Linked DNA regions of Homo sapiens: region 1 is linked to region 2. Evidence: chromatin loops called from intact Hi-C (ENCODE). Cell type or tissue: Panc1. All regions are shown on one strand. Links, peaks and the distances in the headings refer to the core of each region. The heading gives the core; the rest is flanking DNA.

What was found. Peaks named below come from ENCODE experiments on the same cell type or tissue, not always from the same donor. Only the 100,000 strongest peaks of a DNase experiment are listed, where the experiment ranks them.
Region 1: it touches region 2 in a loop (2.3-fold over the local background); 10 of 110 quality-filtered maps call a loop at or near these places.

Annotation. Positions count from the first base shown.
Region 1 is chr12:75,055,795-75,061,671 of GRCh38, reverse strand. The region is part of intron 2 of KCNC2 (potassium voltage-gated channel subfamily C member 2); the gene reads left to right. Among named protein-coding and RNA genes, the nearest start is that of KCNC2, 150 kb to the left of the region's middle. In Panc1, for the core only: a CTCF peak has its summit at 3,122; no DNase peak of the experiment used is centred there.
Region 2 is chr12:74,686,549-74,692,425 of GRCh38, reverse strand. No RefSeq gene overlaps it. Among named protein-coding and RNA genes, the nearest start is that of ATXN7L3B, 150 kb to the right of the region's middle. In Panc1, for the core only: CTCF peaks have their summits at 2,978 and 3,183 (motif pointing left); a DNase peak (open chromatin) is centred at 3,205; H3K27ac peaks cover 1,320 bases.

The sequences.
Region 1 (5,877 bases), core at 547-5,546, 370 kb before region 2:
ATGACCTCTATGGACAAAATTGATTTTCCACCCTCATGATGCAGTAATTTCTGTGTTTTGTGTGTGTGTGTGTGTGTGTGTGTGTGTGTGTGTGTGTGTGTGTGTACTTGTCACTTATATTTCTCAGCACCCAGTAGTTTGTTAATCCCTTGAGATGGATTTTTTCCTATTTCTTTACTTAAACTGCTTCATCATAGGAAACTATGTGGCCTGATTATTTCATCCAATAGACGTTTTTATCTTCTCTGAATTCAGCATAAATTGACTGCTAATCTCTCCACCTTGAAGCATCCTCTTTCCTTTACATCTCTCACAGTACCCTACTCTTGTCACACAAGATGACAATCTATTTTCTAATTTGTCTTAGTTTATATCTTTCTTCCTATTCTGTTTGTTGTTTTCATGAACCTTCTTAAAAATCCACTTGGGGAAAGTGGTGTAAATAAATAAACCAAGATTGAGTTAAACTTTATGTTTGGTATGGCCATAATCTTTGCCATTATGCCTTCTTAATAGTTACTAAGCACCAAATCAATGCCATTAACATAAAATCTGAATAAAACTCTCTGTTACAAGCTTATTTTCTATCAACGGAGAAGAAAATCAAATATTACAGAAATGAGGTAAGTGCTATATTAGAAAACTGAAAGGAAGTGGTTAATTTTGACCAGATTTCAAGGATTTGTTAAAAGACTGTGTGATTACTGAGTTGAAGTTTAACTACTTAGTAGTTCTTTGCCAGACTCACAAAGGAAAAAGGTGAATTTTAGACAGAAGGAACTGCATGTGCAAAGTCATTAAATAGCCTGGTACATGATAGGAGAGGTGATATTCATATCAGAAAAGGTAGGTAAGGACCACATTAAGGGAATTCTTGAATAACATATTAGGAAAATTCTATGTCCAGATGCAGTAGTGCATGCCTATAATCCCAGCAGTTTGGGAGGCTGAGGAAGGCAGACTGCTTGAGCTCAGGAGTTCAAGGCCAGCCTGGGAAATATGGTGAAATCCCATCTCTATTTAAAAAAAAATACAAAAATTAGCCAGGTGTGGTGGCACATGCATGTAATCCCAGCAACTTGGGAGGCTGAGGAGGGAGAATTGCTTGAGCCCAGGAGATCAAGGCTGCAATGACCCGTGATTTCACCACTGCACTCTAACTTGGGCAACAGAGAGAGACCTTGTCTCAAAAAATAAAAATAAGGTTTTTAAAAGAACATTCCATATTATCTAGTAGTTGGGAGCCATTAAAGTATTTTAAGCAGGTGAGTGCCATAATCACATTTGTTCCCCTAAAAGAGTGCTTATTCCCAGTAATCCAAGAAAAAGTAATTAAAAGCATATTAAAAGCTAGGCTGCTGGCCCTGGGAATGAAGAGAAGGGAGAAAAATGCTAGAGGTATTTAGAGTCTGAGAGTCCACAGGATTCAGCGATTCAATGGATGAAGGTGTTGGGGAAGAAAAAGGATTCTTGGTACCAAGTTGTTTCATTGCTAAATGATGGTCCAAAATAACAGAAATATATAATGGAATAGAAAGGGCAGATTTGATCAACAAATTGGGCAAGTGTAAATTGACGTTCTCTTGAAAATTTCAACAATAATATGTATAATAGCTAGTATTTTGATTGCCTTTATTGATTGAGATTGAAGAGCTTTGTGTATTTCGGAATTACTATTATAAAACGCCAAGAAAAGGCAGAGCTGGAGATGACATTTGGGTTATCATTGATGCTGTGGTGGCAGGTGGATTCATGGAAGTAGATGAGATTACCAGATTTTAAGACATTCCAATATTTAAGCAATAGACCTAGATATTTATGATTATTGTAGATCTCTATGACTATTGTGAATTCCTTAGGGTAGAAGAATTCATAATATTAAAAAATTTATTTACATAGTAAATGCATAGTCATATTTATTTTATAATCTAGTAAAGCAGCCAATTGTATTGAAGATTAACTTTGAGACTTTGTGGTCTTGTATAGAATCACTAGTTTGTCCTGTTAGTCATACATAAAAAGGCTAGGAGACACCTATTTTCCTGGACTGGGATATAACCAAGTGATATGAGCTAACATTTTAATGAAAAATAAATTGTGTGAAAGGAAAATCATTTAAAAGAGACAAAAATAAAATTAGAAGAGTGGCACTGTTTTACACTTTTGCAAATCTCTTTTATATCTTGCTTAATAGACAATGGGTGATTTCTCCTACCTGCTTCTGCATTCAATGAGTTGAGAGACCACATGTCATGTAGCCTCTAGAGAACTCCACTGTAAACAAGTGAGACAATGAGAGTGAAAAAGGCAAGAAATATTTTAGTATTACTACAAAACTATGCTTGACTATATGGACCCCAGAAAAGGCCTCATGGCTACTAGGAGTCCCTAGACCATGATGTGAAAGCAGTTGATATAGTTAACTTGTTAAGGCATGCAACACTAAAGTTCATTTTATTGTACTTCCAATTACACAGCCAATCAATCAATCTCTTATAGATTTTAAATATGGTTTCCTTGTTTCTCATAACCAAATTGCAATTTACACAGGATCTTTTAGTGTAAATTTACCTCTGCTCTCTGGGAAGAGTTTGCAAGTACTTGTAAAAGTGCTCCTCAGACACAGGAGGAAGGGAGACTCTAGTGTCTGCTGCTCATACATCTGAATAGGAACACCTGCTGGAGTGTACCAGATAGGATTGGAGGGGTTCTGCCTAAGCTGATTAGCAAAGAGGAGCAGATGTCCACTAAACAAAGATCTTAAGGAAGAAAAAGTACTACAGCTCTAACTTAATATGTAATATGGGGCTTCATTGGAGCTACAGGTGGGTCTAGCTCCCATAGCTGGATGGAAATTGGCTACCTGGGGATTATGTTATGGTTTTAGAAAAAAATTACTGAGCAAGGAGAATAAGGACAGCAAGAACAATAATATTTGAGACTGAGGTTTTGGGGACCCTTTGGTTTACAGGTACCTGGACTAACAAAGGTGGTACTGCAGGGTAGACAGACATTGGTGGCACTATGTAAGATGTGCTTTAACTGCAGTGCCATAGTGCTAAAAGAAACAGACTTTTCTGGATCAGAACATCTCTTCAGCAGGTGTTTGTAAGCTAGTTACCTCCCTTCACCTCCATCACTTTCCATTAAGTAAAAACAAATATTTTTGGATAATTTATTTTGGGACATGATTGTTGGCTTCAAGAAAGACATATTGGGACTCATAGCAGATAAGGCTTAATAATGTGACTCTATAACACTAGATGGTGGTAGAGCAGTTCATATCATACCAAGACAAATTAATCATTTAAAAATAAATTTATATTAAATATATTAAAGATAAAAATATTAGGGGGAATTTTAAATAATTGCAATTTTGAAATTACAATTCTGGTTTATGTCATGAAATTGCTATATATTGTCCATTATCATTATTAAGAGTGAAAAGCATAAAAATTTTCTTCAGTGTAATGAAACAATTATAAAAAACATTTTTATAAAATATGGTAATTACACACTTTAAATTTCATCATGATACTTAAGAAAGCAAAATGATACTATATGTTCATAATTGATGACTTTTAATTCTGGTTACCTAATTTTGTACACCATAATTCATTGTGATAATACCAATAACACATCAAGCCTTTCTTTCTTGTATCCCAGAAAATTACATTTTTGTGTGAATGGATAGGCCTTGACTCTAAACAAACAATTACAATTCCAATTAAATCAATCTGTGTCCTCAAAATAAAAATATAGAGGAAGGATTGTATATGTACATTGGATAAGGATATAAAGAAAACATGGTAGAAGATATTTATCAGGGACCACATCTGTCTCAGTGGTCAATAGTAATTTTGGGTATTTTTTTTATGTTAGAAGTGAATGTTATATTGTTTTATACCTATTTCTATAACAATCTTTATAATATATACATGTTTATGTATAATCTGTACTTAAATATTTATTTATACATAGAAACACTTTATGTGGATATAGATATAAAAATCTGTAACGTGTGATATATACACACATTTATATATAGACACCTGAAGTCTAATCTTTTTTACTGATTTCCAAGCTTGGTAATTGTGTATAGTGGTTTCATTGAAATGCCAGCTTTCTTCAATCTAATTCAATACCATAAATGTGGTAATGTTTGTGGATCTGTTTTTAAGTGGTAAAACTTGGATAAAAAAAATTGATTTTATCAACAGCCTCAGAAGAAACTGAATTAATTCTCAGCTCTGCATGGAACCAGCAGACCAGACAGTGGACCCTACTTGTTCCTACTTGATTGGCCTTTAAGGACAGACTTAGCAATGAAAGAGATTTTTTTCTCTCTATAGAGACCAAAGTTCTATGAACAACAAACTCGTTAATTATGGCAAAATTAGTGTATAAGACATGAATATACACAAAATTAAGACCATCAGCTGAGTTTATGGTGCTGTAAAAAAGAAGAAAAATTAAAAACTTCCAATTTATAAGTTCTATGGGTTAATAAAATCAACTTAATGGTCATTCAGAATAATCAGGCTTAACCTTCTCTTGGTTATTACTTACTTTGAATTTTGTTTTAAAATTAAACCTAGAATACATGCTTAAAGTTTTTTGTAGAGAATTTTAACTTTTCAGACATTTATGGAATGAATTAGGATTTCTCATTAGGAATACCTCTGCTTAATGCCACTCTTACACCCAGCTATAACCACTCCTAAAAATATAGTGTTTCTGTTCATTTGCTTTATTAGTTGTATGTAATGAGAAAAAATGAGATTACATTCTGCATATTGTTGTTCTGCAGTCATTTGTTTTTAACTTAACATGATTCCTTGGAGACCATTCCATGTAAGTACATGTTGCAGTATCTAATTCCTTGGAATGCTATATTACAGACATACCATCAATTCAGAGACAGACATTTTTATTTTTTAATTATAAATAATGCCTCATTGAATATCATTCTATTTGTCTATCCTTGTACTTTAATGTAAATTTTTTTACAGTAAATTTCTAAAAGTGGAAATTTTGGATCACAGGATTACATGAACTTCTGATACTTGAACATTTAAAATTCTTGTAATTCTTTAGTCTTTATTTTATTATTTAAGAAAGAAAAGCAACAGGAGCATAATAGGCATGAAGTATTCCCATTTGGAAAGATAATGTCCTTAGAAATACAAACTAAAAATAATGCAACTTATGTAAAATTATAAAAATGGAAATTCCTTAGTATTATATTTTAGGTAGCTTATTTTCATGATTTTCCCATGATGTTAATTTTCAAATATTAAATTATCTCTCTGACTTTCATTTACAAAATAGAGATGAGCCTTATATTTTTTAAGTTTTTCTTCCTTTATATTTTATAGTATAGGCTGATTTTTCTATTGTAAATAATAGGAGGATGAAGTAACTTTTAAAAGGCAGATTCTGTGTTGGCTCCAGTGGAATTTTTGCATACCAAATCAACAGAATTTTATAATTTATTCTTTTACTAATTTCACAACAGGGGCTGAAGACCTACTTCTTGCTTTAAGTCATGGTCCTGGGGATAGAATGTTTAAGTCTCTCTGAGCAACTTGTGGATATGTGGAATTATTAACAAAAGTATGTGAAAATTGCTGCAATATTAGTGATCCTGGGCGAGAGTAGCACAGAGAAAGGACACAGTCTAGGCACAGTTTTGAAAAAATGAATAAGCATTTGTGAATATGTTATAGAGCTCAATTTCACTCATTTTAATGATAACAAGAAAGAGAAAATGAGGAAAATAAAAATATACCCCACTTTTCATCACTTTCTCTCTGCCTATTATACATACCTAAAAATTTGCTTAAATATTTGCATTGAGGTAAATTGACATGAGAC
Region 2 (5,877 bases), core at 252-5,251:
AACGCACCTACTGATGGAGACCCTTCCTGAACTAGTTCATTCAGATGATCCTATAAGAAAGGCCACTAGCTGACAAGGCTACTCATGCACACAGAGTTTGCAATAGTGCTATTCTTAAATATGAAGGAACAGCCAAGTATTATCAGGCAATTGAAGAGAAATCTCTAACATTATTAAATGAGATAAACATACAAAAAAATAAAAAAAAGAAACTCAAAATAATTAAAAACACAGAAATGTGTGAGAGTGGATGAGGGCATATTGACCTAGGCTTATTTTTTCTAATAATGTTAAATATATATATTCCAGTATTTCTAACACTTTAATTTATTGATTTTTTAAGAAATCAAGACTTTTAACACTTAAAGAGCACTTAATAAATATTATTTATTATTTTAAGTGTTTTTGTTTATCCTATTCATGAAATGTATTATATTAGGGAATATCAATACCTTTATATATAATTTACTTTATATTTTATTTTAGCTTATTTTATAGCTCGTTAGATCCTTCTCATCCAATTATTTTTCACATTTTGAATTGATGTTTGTCTATTAGTCTTTTATGAATACTTATTGCTATTTCATCAGAGTTGTATCTTCTTAATTCATAATGATGCACTTTTTAAAATTTTTCTTTAGTTTCTTACTAAATCATCTAAAGGCCTGCATTTTCTCTAAGTCTTCATGGTGGTGTTTTCTTTTCTGCCTTGATGTAATTTTTCTTAGGCCTATATTGTACTTTTGTTTTTGTATTTGTTCTTAAAATTCACATAGGGCAGAGATTCAGCTAAACTCTATTATCTGCCCTTCGGGTTGCATGATGGTTCTTTATTGCAGTACTGTGTTTTGTTATGGTTTTTGTTTGTTTGTTTTCTCACGGTAGGCTCTTTTCATCTCTTTTTAAGACTTTCTGCTGGAGAGCGTATTGATAATCAGTTGTGACCAAGAAGACCTTGCCGTTCCCTTCAGCTTGATTAAACATTAATTTAATTAATTTAGCTCCTTGACTCTAGGCCTCTGTCCTCCCTTTTCTTAGAGCGTTTACTTTAGGAGATTTTTAATTTTAAATTGCTTTTCTGGTCCTCGGAAATGTATTTTTAAAAGCCTCTTGCCAGTTACACAATTCAGGAATGTTTTTCCTAAGAACCTGGGAGCCACCTCTTTGAACCATAATCACCAAAAGAGATAGTGTCTCTGTCTCCCAGCTTCTGTGGGAAAGCAGGAGCCTAACTTTGGAGGCAAGGCCCCTTGTTCCAAGTTGCAAAAGTACCTCCTGTCATAAAAATATGAGAGAGTTTGCTTTTCCCTGAGGTAATGCCAATTAGCCGACAAAGGGCAGCCCGCCTCAGCTCCCCCAACCTCAGCAGCCTCAACCTCAGCTCCTAAAAACTCTCCAGCCCTGGGTTTCACTGGAGTTGAGTTCCAACTGAGTTCTGGCCTCTCTCTCCTATTACAATCATCTTGAATAAAATCTTCCTGGCCTGTTTGACTTTGGTGCAATTTTCATTTTGACATGTGTTATAGCTCAATTATCCTAAGCTTTCATTTAGAAAGATTTTGCTGTCTTTAGATGAGATGACCACTTATTGTTTTCCTTTTTTTGTTTGTTTTATTGGGAACCTGCATAATACCCGGGATGAAATGTATCACTCCACTTTTGTCTCCCTTGTCATCTGGGAGGCACAATCTCTGACTAGATTCAGCAAGAGGTATCAGTGCAGTGAAAGAAGAGTTTTCTAACTTTCTCCTAAAGTTTCAATGATGCAGAAAAGGAAGCCAAAAGGAAGACAAAAGCAGCTCGACTTTCCTTCTTCTTCCTTACTTTTTCAATTTTTTAAATTTTTAGTTACATAAAACATCTCTAATGAGATGAAGAGATGTGTCCACTTAGTCCCCAGGACATTTAAATATTGAGATTAACACATTATCTTTATTGTAAGGATGTGGGTCACTTCTTACAAATTTTGAGAACTAAAAATAATATGCTCTTGAGAGCACACTGATTTACACTCCCATTTACATCAAAGTGAACTAGAATATTTCAAGGAGGAAAATAGTAAGATGGTAGAAATCCCTGGCTGGAACAGGAGATCATTTCAGATACTAACATAATTATACAGGTGACTTAATAAAGGTTCTCACTAAAGATTGGAAATGTGGATGAATAAAATGCGATGGATTCAAGAGGCTTTTGGAGATAGATTTGACATGAATCTGTGATTAAGTTTTGTGGGCAAGGATGAAGGAGGGAATAATTATGTCTAAAGTTTCTAGGGGTCATGGTGGATGATCATGAACAAAACAAGAGCCAGTATGTGGTATATTAGGAAGATAATTTGTTTCTAATCTTGGCTCTGCCTCAACAAATTGCATGACCTTATGAAAGTCTATTAAAATCTTGAGTCTCTGTTTATTCATTCAGTAAAGAGGTGGTATTCTTGAATAAATTAATCACTTTCACAGTGAGTGATCGCTTTCAAATCAGGGTAACAGGCATTTATCTAGCATCTAGTGTGTGGTCATTTTAGCCTGAGCATTGAGAGAGAGACAAATTAAACAAAGTACATTTATAAAGTGGAAGAATACTATTTACTCACATGATGCATTTATAAAATAATGAAGCTAGAATTATTGAAATTCAATTTTTATACTACAAATGGTAGATACTATAGAAATTTAATTATTGTAGAACAGATCAATAAAGAATTCACATTTTACATTAAAGAATCTTAAAATGCACCCATGAAAATGCTGCTTCAAAAGGTTCTAATTATGAAGAGATTATTTGAGAACTGAGGTGGATAGATAAAATAGCAACGATAATAAATTTTATAATTTTTACGACAGGGAAAGAGCAGAGCCAGTTTTAAATTCAGTTGTATCAGATTCCAAAATTCATGCATTTCAGTCTGTATCTTGTTAGGCTTCAGTATTACATAATGTACTTCAAGAGTTAAAACAGCTATTGCCTTCTTTACTTGGAGTAAAACAAATGCATTGGCCCTATTCTCAAGATTGTGTGTGATTATTTGCAACTAATATTTAAGACCAACTAACATATTATTTCAGTATAATGTTTTCGTCATTTAAGTTTTTGAAACAAATGCCAGTTAATAAGAAAAAAATTACCAGTAGAAATGTATTTAAGAATTGAGTTATGCTGCCATCTAGTGATGATTTGCTGCTGATATTGCTTGAGTATGCCAATTCCACCACCAAAAAAATCAAGTGAATTAAAGCTTTTTGTAAGTGCAAAAAGAAGGCTAACAAAACTATTAAACAGGTGAACATAGATTTGCATCACAAGGCTCACACAAATTAATGTTAGAGCAAAAATATAAAGTAATACTAAAATAATACTAATGAAAATCTTTATTTTCTTTATCTTCTGAAAAGTGTATCAGTTTACATACAAAATATAATGAAGTCCTTGAGTAGAATATCCACACCTTTTTTTTAATGGATTTTAGATTTTTCTTTTATTAGTTAAAATAAATACTCTTCATCATTTATACTTTATCTCAGTTTAGATAGATTATATTTTAAGGAAAACAGCTTCTTTCTGCCTACTGTGGAAGTGAGAATAAGAGTTAAGAACATTAAAATGAAGCAGAGAGGTGGCCTTGCGAGGGTCACAGGCAGAGAAGGAAGCAGCAAGGAGAGTGGAGAATAAAAAAGGATTTGTTCTTAAAGTCAATTTGGTGCAGTACCCAGGAGAACTCAAAAATTGATGGGGAAATGCTGCAGGAAGTCAGGGACCCCGAACAGAGGGAGTGGCTGAAGCCATGGTAGAAGGATGTGGATTGTGAAGATTTAATGGACATTTATTAGTTCCCCAAATTAATACTTTAATAATTTCTTACACCTGTCTTTACTGCAATCTCTGAACATAAATTGTGAAGATTTCATGGACACTTATCACTTCCCCAATCAATACCCTTGTGATTTCCTATGCCTGTCTTTACTTTAATTTCTTAATCCCATCATCTTCATAAGCTGAGGAGGATGTATGTCACCTCAGGACCCTGTGATGATTGCATTAACTGCACAAATTATTTGTAGAGCATGTGTGTTTGAACAATATGAAATCTGGGAACCTTGAAAAAAGAACAGGATAACAGCGATGTTCAGGGAACAAGAGAGATAACCTTAAACTCTGACTGCTAGTGAGCCGGGTGGAACAGAGCCATATTTCTCTTCTTTCAAAAGCAAATGGGAGAAATATCGCTGAATTCTTTTTCTCAGCAAGGAACATCCCTGAGAAAGAGAATGTGTCCCTGAGAGTAGGCCTCTGAAATGGCCGCTTCGGGGGCAGCCATCTTTTACGGTTGAAGCTGTAGGGATGAAATAAGCCCCAGTCTCCCGTAGCACTTCCAGGCTTATAAAGACGAGGAAATTCCCGCCTAATAAATTTTGGTCAGACTGGTTGTCTGCTCTCAAACTCTGTCTCCTGATAAGATGTTATCAATGACAATGTGTGCCCGAAACTTCATTAGCAATTTTAATTTTGCCCCGGTCCTGTGGTCCTGTGATCTTGCCCTGCCTCCATTTGCCTTGTGATATTTTATTACCTTGTGAAGCATATGATCTCTGTGACCCACACACTATTCGTACACTCCCTCCCCTTTTGAAAATTGCTAATTAAAAACTTGCTGGTTTTATGGCTTAGGGAGCATCACGGAACCTGCCAACATGTGATGTCTCCCCCGGACACCCAGCTTTAAAATTTCTCTCTTTTATACTCTGTCCCTTTATTTCTCAGACCAGCTGACACTTAGGGAAAAATAGAAAAGAACCTATGTGACTACTGGGGGTAGGTTCCCCCAATAGGGAAACTTTAAGGAAGAATCTAATAGGAACCTAGTAGCAGGGGTCTCAAGGCATTGTAACTGGTGTATTACACAAAATAAATGCACAGGATTTCAATTTCTAATAATCAAATCTGAAACTACTCTAGACCTATTAGATATAGATTCTGATTCAATTTCAGACAATCAAATCTGAAACTACTCTAGGCCTATTAGATACTGATTCTGGTTTACAGGTGATTATTATGTGATGATAGAGATCTGTAGCCTTAAAGGGTGGCATATGGAAAACAGTTGTAAGAAAAGAGGAGAAACAGGAGAGAGAGGAGATTCTGAAGCTCTAAAATACATTCAACACATTCATTTCCTTTTTCAGTGCATTGGAATTACTAACGAATGAGATGCTAAGCATTGTGTTAGGCACTGTTATATATTAAACTCCTACGTGCTGTTAAGAAATTTGTAACGGAGTCACAGAGAAAGACAGCTGTAAGTTATTTATTGAATATGCCAAATGTGGGAGGCAAAATCAGAAGAATACTACTGTTTTGTCCTCTCCTACCACTACCTACACACTCACTCTCCCGGATCTCCATGCCCAACCTCTTAGCAACATTTTGGGGAAATCCATAATTCTCTGGTAATATGGGGCTATTAACATTAGAATTCAATTAGAATTGTCCAGTTTAAAAATGTACCACAACGTATAAACTAATCTGAGTTAAAACCTACTCTCTCGCCTACTTCAGTGTTTCTTCCCCATAATCACTGGGAATCATAGAATCATAGAACTTCATATTGAAAAGGGCTTTAAAGGAAAAGAGAATGACAACTCAGCCTTTACTTGTGGCCCTGGACTCAACAGGGAGAGCAAAAGGCAGGCCCTGGAAATTTTTTTTTCTCATTTGCTCTCATTATTTGATTTCCTTTCCCATCAGCTGTTCTACTGTTGACTTCTACAGGACAGTGTTAGAAGAAGGGATGAGAGAAGTAAAAAGAAAGGCCTTTTGATTTGGCTTGTGCTATTTGTTGTTTCTTTGTTGTGGTAGGAAATCAAATGATAGCTT